Linked DNA regions of Homo sapiens: region 2 is linked to region 1. Evidence: read pairs that join two places in POLR2A ChIA-PET (ENCODE). Cell type or tissue: GM12878. All regions are shown on one strand. Links, peaks and the distances in the headings refer to the core of each region. The heading gives the core; the rest is flanking DNA. Region 1 overlaps PPTC7 (protein phosphatase targeting COQ7). Region 2 overlaps MYL2 (myosin light chain 2).

Evidence for each region. ChIA-PET counts read pairs that join two places held together with the same protein. Peaks named below come from ENCODE experiments on the same cell type or tissue, not always from the same donor. Only the 100,000 strongest peaks of a DNase experiment are listed, where the experiment ranks them.
Region 2: POLR2A ChIA-PET joins it to region 1 with 6 read pairs; 1 of 35 experiments calls an interaction of 5 or more read pairs at or near these places.

Annotation. Positions count from the first base shown.
Region 1 is chr12:110,537,377-110,546,044 of GRCh38, reverse strand. It overlaps PPTC7 (protein phosphatase targeting COQ7), which reads left to right. Exons shown (of 6, transcript NM_139283.2): 3 at 1-165; 4 at 6,100-6,223; 5 at 7,772-7,901. Among named protein-coding and RNA genes, the nearest start is that of RAD9B, 39 kb to the right of the region's middle. RefSeq lists enhancers at 2,010-2,109, 4,591-5,091, 5,092-5,592. In GM12878, for the core only: no CTCF peak of the experiment used is centred there; DNase peaks (open chromatin) are centred at 2,294, 2,844 and 3,254; H3K27ac peaks cover 2,814 bases.
Region 2 is chr12:110,911,886-110,920,553 of GRCh38, reverse strand. MYL2 (myosin light chain 2) reads left to right here. Exons shown (of 7, transcript NM_000432.4): 1 at 1-27; 2 at 1,361-1,450; 3 at 4,764-4,839; 4 at 6,264-6,368; 5 at 7,230-7,308; 6 at 7,410-7,458. The coding sequence starts at 25. Among named protein-coding and RNA genes, the nearest start is that of MYL2, 4.4 kb to the left of the region's middle. RefSeq lists enhancers at 1-1,601, 2,142-2,641, 2,642-3,143. In GM12878, for the core only: no CTCF peak of the experiment used is centred there; a DNase peak (open chromatin) is centred at 6,983; H3K4me3 peaks cover 433 bases; H3K27ac peaks cover 2,289 bases.

The sequences.
Region 1 (8,668 bases), core at 164-8,163:
AACCAGCCACCGCTTACACACAGCAAACCTGGGCGATTCAGGCTTCCTGGTTGTCAGGGGTGGTGAAGTCGTGCACCGATCAGATGAGCAGCAGCATTACTTCAACACTCCATTCCAGCTCTCAATCGCTCCCCCTGAAGCCGAGGGAGTCGTCTTGAGCGACAGGTAATCTCCCCTCTCAGCCATTAAGTGTGAGCAGGACGTGGCTCATTCATAGTCCCCTCCTGTCCCCCTTGAGTGCAGTGAGGTAGGCATTTCCATGAAAAGAATACACTGAGAATGTTCTCATCAAGAGGACCTTTTAGTTTAACTTTGAAAGATACTTTTCTGGAACTAGATAATCTAGCTAAGTGGAATTCTGATAAATACCCAATAATTTGACAAGACCATGAAAATACTATTTCAGGCTTACAGAATATCAATTTTTCATATCAACACCACATGGTACATACAGTACTTTATTAAATTGTGCTGGAGAAATGAGTCATTGTTCATGCATGCCATTGCTTGTACAAGATTTTGCATACATTGTTAGGGAAGAGCACAAACAGACATCTGCGTTATTTATTGGAGTAACTTCCTGATTCTCTAGACCTCTTACTACATGCATCAAATAGAACTTGCAGGAAATGGAGTCAAAATGGTCTTAAGTGACTGGGCACGGTGACTCACGCCTGTAATCCCAGGACTTTGGGAGGCTGAGGCGGGTGGATCACTTGAGGCCAGGAGTTCAAGACCAGCTTGGCCAACATGGTGAAACCCCATCTCTACTAAAAATGCAAAAATTAGCTGGGCGTGATGGCGGGCGCCTGTAGTCCCAGCTACTCAGGAGGCTGAGGCAGGAGAATCGCTTGAACCCAGGAGGCAGAGATTGCAGTGAGCCGAGATTGCGCCACTGCACTCTAGCCTGGGTGACAGAGCAAGACTCTGTCTCAAAAAAAACCAAAACAATAAAACCAAAATGGTCTTGAGGTGGGCACAGTGGTGTAGGACCATAGTCCCAGGTACTTGAGAGGCTGAGGCTGGAAAATCGCTGGAGTCCAGCCTGGGTGACATAGTGACACCCTGTCTTTTAAAAAAAGTGGTCTTGGATATGTTCTTTGATAATGTTATTGAGGTGTTCTCTTTTTCTTTCTCACATCTTTTCTCAGTTCACTTTTAAATTGTCAAGAACGTTCCAAGATGCTGCTTTTTTTCCCCGCCCCTTCTCTGAGACAGAGTCCTGCTCTTGTTGCCCAGGCTGGAGTGCAATGGCATGATCTCAGCTCACTGCAACCTCCGCCTCCTGGTTCAAGCGATTCTCCTGCCTCAGCCTCCCAAGTAGCTGGGATTACAGGTGCCCGCCACCATGCCTGGCTAATTTTTGTATTTTTAGTAGAGACAGGGTTTCACCATGTTGGCCAGGCTTGTCTCAAACTCCTGACCTCGTGATCCACCCGCCTCGGCCTCCCAAAGTGCTGGGATTACAGGCATGAGCCACTGCGCCCAGCCAAAATGGTGCTTTTTTTGAGTTGACTTTTACAGTTTATCTTTTCTTAGATGAGTGTCCAGAGTAAGGCAAAGCCTCAGATTTCAGTGTCTTTAACAATCTTATAGCTTTATAGGACCTGGCACAAACATCACTGGCAATTCATAAATGTTGATTAATGGACAATGAACCTTTTGTAAAAATAGAAGCATTCTAGCAAGTACTTGTCTCTACTTAATAGCTCTCATTAAACCATCTCTTAGGTCCAAACTAAGATAAAATGAATTATTATTGCCATCTTTTAAACTGGAACGAGCATGTTATGTAATTAAATGTTCAGCATTGCCCATCTAAAAATTTAGCAGTAAAAGTAACTTTTACCGGTAAAAGTCTAAATATTCTTCCAATTATGGTCACCAGTCTAAATCCAAAAGTAAAAAGTAAAAGTAGGCGGGTGACCATAATTGGAAGAGTATTTGATTCTAGGCCCTTCTAAAGTTGGCTGTAATCTACATTATTGTTAGCCACACTGGAGTGGGGAGAACTCTGAACCCCAAGGCCTCCGTAGAGCCCAAGCTCAGATCACAGTTTTTGGAGACTGGTGCTTCAATTTTTTCTTCATTTGATTCTTCTTGTTGGGCTTCCAAGCACCAAAGCAGCCCTGCCATATCTCACACACTGTCTGTGGGACAGACAGGTTGGGGCAGTACTCTGCCGGCATGCCAGCGAGGTGGAGGTGGCTTCCCCTAGAGCCCAGAGACAGCTCGCTAGCATGTGATTTCAGCTCATGTTTCAGTGCGGTCAAAAGTTTCCAGCAGCACAGTATGTTCAATCAAAATGGGCAAAACTGCAGCTGGCAGAACACCAAGCTCATGGGTGGGAGTGTTAGGAGAGGACGAACTGTCCAATGGGAGCAAGACTCTCACAGACAGAATAGCAAAGGACACTTCTGGGGAAAGAAAAACCTCAGCATAAAACAGAGCTTCAGTGCCAACCTGGTCATTAATCTACACTTCTAGAATCTGATTAGCTTTCAAAGGCTGAGCAGATGAGAGCGTCTTGCATTGTTTTCTCTTTATTCCACAGAAAGAATTGACCTGATTTCCCCCAGTTTTACAGTCTTTTTCCCTTTTTTTTTTTTCATGCTGCATGTATCTCCTTAGTTAATGGTCCCTCTTATCTACAGAATATTATTTTAACCTTAACTTACAGGTTTTCCTTTAGTAGACATTTTTACAAAATGTTGATTATCTAAATATGTAAGTGAAAGTCGGTTCCCTGCAGCAGCACATGGCAGAACTTTACATGTGCCACCTTTTTCCTCAGTCAAGTGAAGATGAACCAGAAATTTTCTGAGTGCATTTAGTGTGAATCCTCATAGGCATGTGTGCTTTTGTTTGTTAGTTTTTATGCTTTCTCTTCACAAATGTTGTCACATGTTGCTTACACAAGTGTTGGGGTTTTTCCGTGGAGCTTAGGGTGCTTTGGATCTGGTGCCTCCCTTCCGGGTCGGTATCTGATTTGCTTTCCTGGCTCTTGTTCCTTAATTACAGATTAAGGCGGATTATCAGATCTCACCTTTCCCTCCCCAGGGAGGCCTGGAAGGAGGGAAACTGGCCTTAAGAAGTCGCCAAGAACCAGCCTCAGGAGGCCATGATCTCTGAATATAGGATCTTTTCTCCCCACCCGGGGTTTTCCCCCATTTTTATGTCTGTTTTCATCAGGCATTGTCAGAGAAAAAGATCTTCCATCTGTTTTTTTTTTCAAGAGTTGTACACAAAAAAGTTTAGTGAGACATCTGCCTCCTGTTCCTGCCCTTAGCCACATATTCTGTCCTCAAAGGTTTCTTTATGAGCAGTTTCTTTAGTTTCTTTTTCTTTTTTTTTTTTTTTTTTTTTTTTTTGAGACAGAGTCTCGCTCTGCTGCCCAGGCTGCTGGAGTGCAGTGGCGCAATCTCGGCTCACTGCTACTGCTGCCTCCCTGGCTCTAGCAATTCTCCTGCTTCAGCCTCCCGAGTAGCTGGAATTACAGGTGTGCACCACCATGATCTAACTTTTTGTATTTTTTAGTAGAGACAGGGTTTCACCATGTTGGGCAGGCTGGTCTTGAACTCCTGACCTCAAGTGATCTGCCCACCTTGGCCTCCCAAAGTGCTGGGATTACAGGTGTGAGCCACCACCCACAGCCCGCTATGAGCAGTTTCTTTGATTCTCTCCAGATCTATTCCCTGCATATAGAAGCATCCATGTCTGTGTGTCTTTCTGCCTTTTTTTTTTTACGGAAATGGTTGCACATACGACACACCGTCTTCACCTTGCTTTCTTCAACAGTATATTGAAGAGTTTTTTCCCCCAATTTGGAGAGTCAAATATTTTGCTGCTTCATTCAGTTATGCAACAGATATTTCTTCTATTTTTTTTTTTTCTTGAGATGGAGTCTTGCTCTGTTGCCCAGGCTAGAGTGCAGTGGCGCCATCTCAGCTCACTGCAACCTTCAGCTTTGGGGTTGAAGCAAGTGATTCTCCTGTGTCGGCCTCCCAAGTAGCTGGGATTATAGGCGCACGCCACCATGCTTGGCTAACGTTTGTATTTTTAGCAGAGATGGGGTTTCACCATGATGGCCAGGCTGGTCTTGAACTCCTGACCTCAAATAATCTGCTTGCCTCGGCTTCCCAAAGTGCTGGGATTACAGGGGTGAGCCACCACGCCTGGTCAAGATATCAAGATATTTCTTGAAGACGTGTTACATGAGGCACACTAATAAATACCTACGTATGATGACCACTTTGGGACCCTTGGGAGACACAGAGTCCTTACTATGCCAAAATACTGTAGCTATTTCCGGTGAATGTATTCTTTTTTTTTTTTTTTTTTTTTGAGACGGAGTTTAGCTCTCGTTGCCCTAGCTGGAGTGCAATGGTGCAATCTCAGCTCACTGCAACCTCTGCCTCCCAGGTTCAAGTGATTCTCCTGCCTCAGCCTCCCTAGTAGCTGGGATTACAGGCGTGTGCCACCACGCCCAGCTAATTTTTTGTATTTTTGGTAGAAACGGGTTTTAACCAGGCTGGTCTCAAACTCCTGACCTCAGGTGATCCGCCCGCCTTGGCCTCCCAAAGTGCAGGGATTACAAGCGTGAGCCACTGCGACTGGCAAGTGAATGAATTATTTTTTTCCTTTTTCTTTTTCTTTGAGATGGAGTCTCACTCTGTTGCCAGGCTGGAGGGCAGTGGCACGATCTTGGCTCACTGGCTCACTGCAACCTCCATCTCCCGGGTTCAAGCAATTCTCCTGCCTCAGCCTCCTGAATAGCTGGGATCACAAGCGTGTGCCACCACGCCTGGCTAATTTTTTAATTTTTAGTAGAGACGGGGTTTCACCGTGTTGGTCAGGCTGGTCTTGCACTCCTGACCTCAGGTGATCCACCCACCTTGGCCTCCCAAAGTGCTGGGATTACAGGCGTGAGCCACCACACCCAGCAGTGAATGAATTCTTATAAGATTGGCGGCTGGGCGCAGTGGCTCACGCCTGTTATCCCAGCACTTTGAGAGGCCAAGGCGGGCAGATCACGAGGTCAGGAGATCAAGACCATCCTGGCCAACATGGTGAAACCCTGTCTCTACTAAAAATACAAAAAATTAGCCGGGCATGGTTGCGGGCACCTGTAGTCCCAGCTACTCGGGAGGCTGCGCCAGGAGAATGGCGTGAACCCAGGAAGCGGAGCTCGCAGTGAGCCGAGATCGCGCCACTGAACTCCAGCCTGGGCGACAGAGCGAGACTCTGTCTCAAAAAAAAAAAAAAGATTGGCATGTTGTTCTCCACAGGTATTCATCATCCCACCCTCACTATGGCACTCCAGGACCCAGATTCAAATATTCGAGGAAACTGATGAGTGAAATATGTGAATAAGAGGGGGTGGGCTGGGTGGCTGGTGATTACAGTGGCTCATGCCTGTAATCCCAGCACTTTGGGAGGCCGGGGCAGGCGGATCACCTGAGGTCAGGAGTTCAAGACCAGCCTGGCCAACGTGGCAAAACCCTGTCTCTACTAAAAATGTAAAAACAAATTAGGCGTGGTGGTGCATGACTGTGGTCCTACAGGCACTATTTTACATGCCTGTAGTCCCAGCTACTTGGGAGGCTGAGACAGGAGAATCGCTTGAACCCAAGAGGCAGAGGTTGCAGTGAGCCTATATCGTGCCACTGCATTCCAGCCTCGACAACAGAGCGAGACTTGTCTCCAAAAAAAAAAAAAAAAAAGGCGGGGGGGGATGGAATTCGGCTGTAAAGAATTAGGAATAAAGACTCATTTCCACTAGGATTTTAGAGGTGTGTTAGATCTGACTCAGAAGAGGACCCTTCCTCCCTCCTTCTCAGCCACTTGTGACTAATCATCAGACTTGGTTTTACTCGGTAGTTTCAGTTAAAAATTTGAAACATTTATATTAGAATTTTCGATTAACTTTTTTCAGAGTTGGGAATTTCAGAATGACTTTTTTTAAAAATTGACTCCATTATGATAAATCAGTTTTTCTTGCAGAAAGCTTATTACATTGTAAAATAGTGCCTGTAGGACATTTTCAACTCATCTGTAAAGGGCCTTCTTAACTTTGTCCCTCCCCTGTCCTTGCCACAGTCCGGATGCTGCTGATAGCACGTCTTTCGATGTCCAGCTAGGAGACATTATCCTGACGGCAACAGATGGACTCTTTGACAACATGCCTGATTATATGATTCTTCAGGAGCTAAAAAAGTTAAAGGTAATTAACTCAAAGGTTAGCTCTTGGGAAAAGTGGCCCTCTCTGGATAGCTGAGTTTTATGGATTCAGTTGCATTATCTCTTTGTAGTTTTGGAAAGAACTATTTTGTGAATTTCAGGAAAATAATAATAGCTCTGGTCTTTCAAATAATTAGAGCACTTGGAAAAAGAAGCTTCCTACCCAAGGTTTTCATAGGCTGGTAGAAGTAGGAAAAGTCTAGATGGAGGGCATTTCTTGTTTGTATCTTTATTTATATTTTAATGGTGTCGGGTCCTGGTTGTTTCTCCTTTTATTCTTCTAACACCCAGCAGGTGTTGAATCAGGCAAAGACAGGAAATAGTCATGCCAGAGCCAGCCAAAGGCAGCAGGCCACTGGAAGCCTCAGTGTGACCTGAGCTGCCACCAGTAACCAAATAGTATGGGTTTCTCCCATAGAGGAAGGAGGTGAAACTAGGCTTTCAATTTTTTCCTGGCTTTGTGAACATACTCTGGGAAAAATGAGTCTTTTTCTCATGAGTCTTTACCTCTAACCAGTATGACTTTGGGTACGTTTCTTTCTTTTTTTTATTATTTATTGAAGTTGCTGAGATCTGAGGGTTTCTTAAAACTGTTTAAGCAGTATTTTCTTCATATAAAATGGGGCATCCTAAAGATCCTCTTTTATAGGGTTGCAGTGAGGATTAACTACAGCCCTGTGTAGGAACTCCTTAGCGCCACGCCTTGTCTGTGGAGTGCAGTCAGTGTGAGGTGCTTCCTTGTCACAGGCACCGTGCTCTGTGTGGTGACACAGTGGTGAGCAGAATCTACACAGTCCCTACCTGTATGGAACTTACATCCTAGTGGAGGAAAATAGATAAATACAGGGAAGTAAATCTATGATGTAATGTGGGTGCTAAATAAGAAAAACAAAGCTGGATAAGGGAATAGAGAGTAGAAGGGACTGCTACTACTTTAGATAGATTGGTCAGGAAGGGCCTTTTTGAGGAGGTGACATTGAAGCAGAGACCTGTCATTATACTGAAACTAGAGCTGAAGTGGACCTCGTGTTCCCATCCCCGTTTTGCAGATGAGGAAGTTGGAGCAGCAAGGATAAAGGTATGGCCCAAGATTTCACAGCTCGACAGGAATCTCTTCCTGATATAAAATTCTGAAGGTATTTTCACTAGAGCAACTGGTAGCTCTTGGAGAGCAAACTGGGGTTGGCCAGGCTGTGTTCCTAAGCAAGGAAGCTTTTGAGGTATCCTTCAAAGGCTATCAGAATCTGCCTTTTCAGTTCATCCTATTTTAGCAAGAATACCTTAAGAATTTCAAATGGGAAAAAAAGCAAAAATGAAAATCCAAACTTTAGGGCTTAAGGCCACCAAAGCAAAGGACTTTCTGATTGATACCTTGTGCAGGCAGCACTGGAGTCTTGTTCATATTAGCCAGGGCATGATGTTTTAATGTCTTTTCTAACTAGAATAAAACTTACATGATGGAAAAGGTGGTTAGATAAATGTTACTGTCTTGAGCATTATGGTAAAATAACTTCCTCATGCTTTATCTTAGAATTCAAATTATGAGAGTATACAACAGACTGCCAGAAGCATTGCTGAGCAAGCTCATGAGCTGGCCTATGACCCAAATTATATGTCACCTTTTGCACAGTTTGCATGTGACAATGGATTGAATGTGAGAGGTAAGCATTCTTTGGGAAGGTCATAGGGACTGACTGGGGACATGGTGTCAGTAGAGTGGAGCATTCTGGGCTCTGGGTGAGACTGTGGAGGTGTCCTCTCCCAGCCCCCAAACTGTGCACTTGTGGCTTTCAGCAAGGTCAGGAGGATGAGAGCAAGTGCATTTCGTCATGTCTTCCCCACACAGCATGCCCTTCAGAACTGAACCTCATTGGCGGCAGAGGCAGGTGGAACCTGAAGCCCTTTATTGCCGCCACCGCAATGCTTGGACCTGAACCCAAAAGGCTTCCGAGCTCTGCCCAGAGTGCGTGGACATTCCTAACAGTTTAACATTCAGCCTTTCACGTGTCTGACATTTCGCTTCTCCCTTCCTCTGGCTTTGTGGGACTCAACAGTATTTGCCTGACAAATTGCCACAGCAGGGTTTGAAGAGGGAAGCAATGTGAAACTGCCCTTGACTGAAGACTTGTCCTATCTACAGCATGATGTGTGACTTTGGGAGCAGGCCAGTGGCTCCGTCTCAGGGCTGGGACATGTTGGTGCTAGCATATCAGAGCTAGTAGAATTAGTTTCTTGTTGGTATAATTTTATGACATGTGAAACATTTCTTAGTCCTCCAAAAAATGTTAAAATAGAAAAAGTGCATGCCATAGCTGTTTGGCAGATTAGAATACAAGGCTATTCCTAGTTTCAAAACATTGGATATGTCTGTCTAAATTAGGATTGTGGGTATAGAAGCATGTAACTTTCTCGTCAGATTCACTGTGAT
Region 2 (8,668 bases), core at 425-8,424, 370 kb before region 1:
AGGCAGTGCTGGGTCCTTTCCACCATGGTGAGTACAAGGGCTCCAGGAGGTGATGATGCCGGGTGGGCGAGGAGAGGAAGCCACTACAAGCGAGGGACCACGGCGGAGGGGGAGGAAGGCGGCCCTCAAAGCCTCCAGCCCCTTGTGGAAAAAGCCCCATTGACTGCGCGGGCACAGAGGAACCCCAATCAATGCCCCGATAGGCCACAAATAACAGCAGCTCTCGGGGACTCACAAACACAAAATAAGAGAGTTGGCTTTTTTATGGCTTGTCTACTGACCTCTCGAGGAATCAATAACTCCCAGGACTTGCAAAATGGGATTGAATGCTTTTAAGGATCAAATTGTAATTCTTTTCTCTTGTTCAGGCAGCTGGGAAAAAGAATGTTTTTGTTTTCACCTTTTGAACTTGCAAATTTAAAACCTTTCTTTCTGTGCTGTTGGGTTAGGTGTCCCCCTCCTGAAGTGGGCAGTCCCCAAATCAGGGTCAGCACAGGAGGGAGAGTGGTTAGAGGCAGGAACTCTGGAGTCAGAATGCCCAAGTTCAACTCCCCAAGTTCAACGCCCAAGTTCAACTCCGGCTCTGCCTTCTGTGTGTGTGGCTGTGTGATCTTGGGCAAGTGACCCAACCTCTCTGAGCCTCAGTTGCCTCTCCTGTAAAATGGGGATGATAATAATAGTATCCACTTGACAGAGTGGTTATGAGAATTAAATAATACATATGTAGAGTACCGAATCATTTGCTGTTATTGAAAGTCAGAGAGAAGTGGGGTGGGGAAGAAAGGTCAACTCGCTCTTCTCTGCCCTATTGATGTGGTGCAAGGACGGAGCATTCAGAGAGGAGGTTTTGCTGCCATTTGGAGCAAGGGAAAATTGTGGGGTGTGGGGCGCAGTTGGGTTTTAACACCTTGAAGAACTGTCATTTCATCTTGGCATTCATCATGGCTTAGTGAGCCTGACTTTTTCTTTCCCTCCAATCAATTCTCCTTCTGTGCATTACTGAGCTTTTTGTGAAATGCATCAGAACAAAAGTGGCTGGATCCTGCAGGGGCGATCTGAAGGTGTGGCCTCCATCCCCAGGGACACACCTGTGGCTTCTCCTAGTTGGTGAAGGAGCCACTGCAAGATGCACAAACGCTTATGATCCACTGGTACCAGAGGGCTCTGGAGAAACTTCATGTCATGTCCTTTGCTCCCTCCAGCATCACCGTTTGGAGACCTGAGTGTGGATGCTGTACCCACATTTCACAGATGGGCAGCTGAGCCCTGCAACAGAGATGAACACACCCAGAGTAGGGGCCTGACCTAGTTTTTTGACTCCCAGCCTCTCACTCTTTTAATCGATGCTTTTTTCCCCCAGGCACCTAAGAAAGCAAAGAAGAGAGCCGGGGGCGCCAACTCCAACGTGTTCTCCATGTTCGAACAGACCCAAATCCAGGAATTTAAGGAGGTGGGTGCAGCTATTGAATCATCCGCCTGGATGGAAATCCCACCCACGAGGGAGAACCTTCTTTTTGTTCCATATTCCCAGCAGGGACCTTTCATTAGATGCCTCTATCCTCCAAACAATCCCAAATTCGGCCTGAACGGATGTGTGAATTTTTAAAAGAAACTATTTTTAATATTTTCACTGATTATCAAAGTAAAACATATTCCATGTTGAAAAATGTTGGAAAATTTTTCAGAAAAGCACAGAAAAGGAAATAAAAACTACCTACAATTCTATTACCCAGAGATAATCAGTTCACATTTTAGTATATACCCTTCAAACCATTTTTGTTATCTATGTATATATTTATTAAACAAAATTATAATCTTCTGTGCCCACTGATTACACCTGCATTTTTTTCGTTGAGAAATTCACCATTAACATTTCCTATCATGTATTTAAACCATTTCCTATGGTTAAATATGACATTTGTTTATAATGTTTTACTACTATAAATAACACCTCTTTGCTTGTATCTCTGGTTATTTCTTGGGGGTAAATTCCTAAAAGCAGAACTGCTGGGTCAAAGGAACTTAAAACAACAACAACAAAAGAACTAAAAACAGGCAGAACTGCTGGTCCGAATTGCCCCCCAAAATCACAGCACTAATTCCTATGCCCAGCAGCCTCGTGCCTTTCCCCACATTTCCATCAACGCTGGGTATTAATAGTCACAATTTTTTTTTGCCAGTCTGAGAGGTGAAAAGCAGTATCTTCTGGGTTTTACATTTTACAGTCTTTGATTATTAACCACTAGCCCCATTTGAAACCCCATCGCATTTGATGGCAATGGACCTTATGAAGAGAACCAAAGTACCAATTAGGCCAAACTGCACACGGGCTTGGATGGACAGGCTCAGAATTCATTTTCCAGCCGTTGCGAGGGCTCACACTGACTCATCCACATTCCCACCTGGCTTTCCAGAGGGAACTATGCTAAAATGATGCTAAAGAGACCAGACTGCTTTCTTTTTTTGTGCGTGTGACAGAGTCTCGCTCTGTCACCCAGGCTAGAGTGCAGTGGCACAACCACGGCTCCCTGCAGCATCAACCTCCCAGATTAATCAATCCTCCCACCTCAGCCTCCTGAGTAGCTGGGACCACAGGTACACACCACTGTGCCCAGCTAATTTTTGTGATTTTTGTAAAGATTGAGTCCCCCTGTGTTGCCCAGGCTGGTCTCAAACTCCTGGGCTCGAGCAATTCTCCTGCCTTGACCTCCCAAAGTGCTGGGATTACAGGCATGAGCCACTACACCCTGCCCTAGTGTGCTTTATATCAAAGGGGAAACCATTTGGGGCTTCCAAACAGGAAATGAACAGTCGTACCTTTTGTCCTCACTAACATTCAGATTGCAGGAATGCCGTGTCCCATAGGGAAAGAGAAATTCCTGAGGCAAGTGTCATATCTGAACTTGAGATAGTCACCTTCCAGGCAGAAAGCTACACCCGCCTCTTTTCCCAGCCTCTGGCATCAGCTGCCGGCGGTGTGGGTAAGGGATGCAAAGAACTCAAAACATGTAGCCAGGATTCCCCATTTGGTCTGTTTGTTTGTTTGTTTGTTTGTTTGTTTGTCTGAGTAAATGGGATTACAGGTACTCACCACCATGCCTGGCTAATTTTTTTGTATTTTTACTAGAGACAGGGTTTCACTGTGTTGGCCCGGCTGGTCTCAAACTCCTGGCCTCAAGTGATCCCTCCGCCTCGGCCTCCAAAGTGCTGGGATTACAGGCGTGAGCCACTGCACCTGGCCTAAAGCTATTATTTTTTAAAAAGCTAAAAACTGGTGTCTCATCTGGCCTCTCCACTCCCTAGCCTGCCCTATCTATAAAATGGGACCAGTAATCTATCTCAGCTGACAGTCAGGGAGATTCTCAGAACTTTATAAATGCCCAAGTGTTTTACAAATGAGGAATCACGGGCCAGGCACAGTGGCTCACACCTGCAATCACAGCACTTTGGGAGGCTAAGGTGGGCAGATCACTTGAGGTCAGGAGGTTGAGACCAGCCTGGCCAACGTGGTGAAACCCTGACTCTACTAAAGAAAAATAAGCTGGGCATTGGTGATGCGCGTCTATACTCCCAGCTACTCGGGAGGCTGAGGCAGGAGAATCGCTTGAACCCGGGAGGCGGAGGTTACAGTGAGCCGAGATTGCACCACTGCACTGCGGCCTGGGTGACATAGCAAGACTCTTTCTCAAAAATAAATAAATAAATAAATAAATAGCTTTATAGAGTTATAATTTGCATACCATAAAATTCACCCTTGAAGTGTGCAGTTTTGTGGTTTGCAGTATACTCACAAAGTTGTGCAACCATCACCACTATCTAATTTCAGAATATTTCCATCACCCCCGAAAGAAACCCCATACCCATTAGCAGTCACTTCCTGCTCCTCCCTCTCCCACCAGCCCCTGGCAACTGCTAATCCATTTTCTGTCTCCATGAATTTCCTGTTCTGGACATTTCATAGAAATTGAATCATACAATATGTGGTATTTGTGTCTGGCTTCTTTCACTGATGTTTTAAGGCTCATCCATGTTGTAACCTTTGTAGGAATTTCCCTCCTTTTTATGGCTGAATAATATTCCATTGTATGGACAGACCACATTTGGTTTATCCATTCATCAGTTGATGGACATGTAGGTTATTTTCAGTTTTGGGCTACTGTGAACGATGCTGCTATACACATTTGTGTTCAGGTTTTTTTGTTTTTGTTTTTGTTTTCCGAGATGGAGTCTTGCTCTGTCATCCAGGTTGGAATGCAGTGGCATGATCTCAGCTCACTGCAAGCTCTGCCTCCTGGGTTCAAGCAATTCTCCTACCTCGGCCTCCCAAGTAGCTAGGATTACAGGCATGCGCCACCACGCCTGGCTAATTTTTGTATTTTTAATAGAGACGGAGTTTCACCATGTTGGCCAGGCTGGTCTTGAATTCCTGACCTCAAGTAACCCACGGGCCTAGGCCTCCCAAAGTGCTGGGATTACAGGCGTGAGCCACTGTGCCCAGCCTTGTGTACAGGCTTTTATGTGGACATGTTTTCAATTCTCTTGGGTATATATCTAGCAGTGGAATGTCTGGGTCATATGATAACACGAGGCCTGACGTTTTGAAGAAACTGTTGGATTATCTTCAATTGTTGACTTTTAATCTGAGGTCCTACAATGATCTTTGAAGATCCCAGAATCCACTCCTGCCAAGTCCTTGGCCCAATCTCTTGGGCAACTCTGCCAGTTTCTCCCAGGCTGAGCTGCCAATCACTTCCCTTCCACAGGCCTTCACTATCATGGACCAGAACAGGGATGGCTTCATTGACAAGAACGATCTGAGAGACACCTTTGCTGCCCTTGGTATGTCACCCTCTCTAGCCCTGCATGAGGGTCTCTTTATCTCACATCCATGAGGAGCAGGAGGTGGGACCATCAGAAAAGCTCAAGATGGTGTCATTTCCCAAAGAAACAACTCTGCCACAACTGGTCTTTAAGACAAATTTCAGGGGATGGGAAAGAAGTGTTTAGTCTTTGAGTACCTTCAGATATCTTTTTTTTCTCTTGAAATAACTTTTTTGTGTGATTTTGAATGCAATGTCAGCTCACAACAGAAAATGGGGAAAAAATGCAGAAAAGTATAAAGGAGAAAATGACATCACCCAGAAGGTCATATTCCACTGTGAACATTCCAGTCCCTCCTCTAAGTCTTTCTAGACATGTCTGTTAGGTTTGGGTTTTAGTTTTTTAAATTATTGGAATCATTCTCTTTCGAATTTATCTTCTAAAATGTATCATCTCAACAGTGTGAGCATGAGTACATGGAGTTTCTTCAAAATATACATGCCCAATCTGCTACCCGCCACCACCACTTACTCCTGACCTTAGAACTCAGGGCAACCATACACAGCTGTGCAGACTGCGCACTGCACAATTCTACAGGGAAGTATTCACATTTGTAGTGAGTGTAGCTTTTTATACTTAAAACATACATTGGCTTAAAAAATGACAGATTTTTCTTATTTGCACAAAGTTAGGCTTGTGGCAGGACTAGAGCAGGTAAATCAGAACCTCCACGGCTGTGGGTTACAGCAGGTTTAACTTGTAAAAGTTCCCTCAGGTGATCCTGATCTGTCTCTCCCGCCTCCAACTGTGAAGGGCTAATTTACAACATGAGCCTTTCCCATTTGAGTGAAAAATGAAAATATCTGCATCAAATGTTCCAGGTTCTGAAGACACTATTTTAAATATAATGAACTGGCCGGCATGGTGGCTCACACCTGTAATCCCAGCACTTTGGGAGGCGTAGGCTGGAGGACCACTTGAACCCAGGACTTCGAGACCTGCCTGGGCAACATGGCAAAACCCTGTCTGTCCAAAAAACTACAAAAATTAGCCAGGCATGGTGGCATGCACCTGCAATCCCAGCTACTTGGGAGGCTGAGGCACGAGAATCGCTTGAACCTGGGAGGCGGAGGTTACAGTGAGTCGAGATTGTACCACTACACTCCAGCCTGGGTGACACAGCCAGACCCTGTCTCAAAGAAAAATAAATAAATAACGAACACCTTCCCACATCAGATGTTAGGGTCGCTTCCAGTCATTTGGTTATTATAAATAACACTGTCAAGAACATCTTCTCAGAAAAGATCTTTGCCTCCATCCACCCCATCTCTGATGATTTCTAGACTAGATTTCTTGAAGTGGAATCCCAGGAGCCAATGGCAGTGTCATAATGGTTCTTTCTCCCCAGCTCGGAGTCCCTGAGTGTGTGTTTCCTACCCTAGGGCGAGTGAACGTGAAAAATGAAGAAATTGATGAAATGATCAAGGAGGCTCCGGGTCCAATTAACTTTACTGTGTTCCTCACAATGTTTGGGGAGAAACTTAAGGGTAAGGTCGTGTGTGTGTGTGTGTGTCTGTGTGTATGTGTCTATGTTTCTTCGGGGGGGCTGGCAGAAGATGGTTAACTTTAAAAGAGATAAAGCACCATTGGAAAAAAATAATGAAAACAGCAACTTGGCTGGGCGCAGTGGCTGATGCCTGTAATCCCCAGCACTTTCAGAGGCCGAGGCGGGCAGATCACTTGAGGTCAGGAGTTCAAGACCAACCTGGCCAACATGGTGAAACCCCATCTGTACTAAAAACACACAAAAAAATTAGCCAGGCATGGTGGTGTGCACCTGTAGTCCCAGGTACTCAGGAGGCTGAGGCGGGAGAATCCCTTGAACCGGGATGTCAGAGGTTGCAGTGAGCTGACATTGTGCCACTGCACTCCGGCCTTGGTAACAAGGTGAGACTCTGTCTCAAAACAAAACAAAACAAAACAAAAACACAGCAACTAACATTGCTCCAAGACTTAACCTAAGTCAGACCTCATGCTAACCACTTTATATGCATTACCCCACTTAATAGCAACTAGGAGGTATGCTCTATTCTTATCACCAGTTTACAGATGGGGAACTGAGACTAAGAGACAGAAAGTCCCTTGTCTGAGGCCACATGGCTAGCAAGTGCCAGGGTTAAGATTTGAATCCCAGGCTTTCAAATCTAGATGATGTTTGACCTTGGGTTCTCAGCCCTCTCTTCGAAATACAGAGGCTCAGTGATCAGACGAAAGCAGGGTCTTTTTCCTCCATGCAAAGCAGCCTTGCTCTGGCCCCTTCATCTCTGGGGGAACTTGGGCCCTGCTGCCTGGGGTGCCAGTGGTTCCCAGCCACCCCCAGTACATGTAAGCCCTGTGTTCCGTTTCAGGAGCGGACCCTGAGGAAACCATTCTCAACGCATTCAAAGTGTTTGACCCTGAAGGCAAAGGGGTGCTGAAGGCTGATTAGTGAGTGGGGTCTGTGGGGGAGGAAGGGGGTTCCCTGCTTGCCCCCTGTCCCCCCTACACACACACAACTGACACCAACACCTGCTTTCCTTTCTCTGCAGCGTTCGGGAAATGCTGACCACGCAGGCGGAGAGGTTTTCCAAGGAGGAGGTAATGGGGTCCTTCAAGCACTCCCTCTAACCCAGCTCCTGGGTTCTCCTTCTGGGGGGCTCCGTCTCCCCTCTCGTCTAAAGCACCCCTGACCCCACACTGACAGAGAACCAGCTATCGTCTTCTGAGGCCTGGCCTCATTTCATTCTCTGCCACCCTATGAGGTAGGGACTGGCATAACTGCCATTTTACAGATAGGCAAACTGAGACCCAGGGAAGTAAAGTCACTCATCTAAAATAACAATAATCACACCTGTAATCCCAGCACTTTGGGAGGCCAAGGCAGGAGGATCACTTGAGACCAGGAGTTTGAGACCAGCCTAGCCAACATGAGGAAACCCTGTCTCTACTAAAAATACAAAAATTAGCTGGGCATGGTGGTGGACGCCTGTATTCCCAGCCACTCAGGAGGCTGACGCATGGCACGAGAATCGCTTGAACCCGGGAGGCAGAGGTTGCAATGAGCCAAGATCATGCCACTGCACTCCAGTCTGGGCAACAGAGCAAGACTCTGTCTCAAAAATAAAATAAAATAACAACACTAATAGTAAATGCCAGGACCTAGATTCAAACCTAGGTCTGCGTGACTGCAGGTTCTGCCTTGCTCACGATGCATAGAGACCTGCTTAGAGCATGACATTATTATGGCGTGAAGGGCCGCCACATACTGTCATGTGAGTTGTGCACTGAACAATTCTTCTAAATGTCAGTTTCATAAAAGTCATCAGACTGTGTATTTGTTGCAACAGCTTTCCAGAACTGGCAGTAAAGTGTCTGGTAATAATTTTTTTTTTTTTCAACTCAGGTGGTGCGGTAGTGAGTTTGGTAGAAGGGGCACTTTTGCTAATTTGCCAAAGCTTCTGTATGAGCAAGCAATGGTGCCGTCAACCTTATTAGTGAACCTTAATGAGTCGATTTTAAATGCTCCCCTCATAGCCTCACAGGCCTGTTTCCATCAAGTTCCACATTTTACTAAAAATTGTATGTAGATTTTCCCTCCCCCAAAATTCAAGCAGCTAAAAGGGCTGCCTTCACTTTCCACCTGCTGTGTGCTTTGAACAAGCTCCTTAACCTCACTGCACCTCAATTTCCTCATCTGTAAAGTGGGAATAATAATAGAAGCTACCTCATAGGAGATTGCGAGGATTCGACATGTTAATGTGGGGAAAGTGTGAACTTGTGGCAAGGGCAATATAAGTGCTAGCTATGA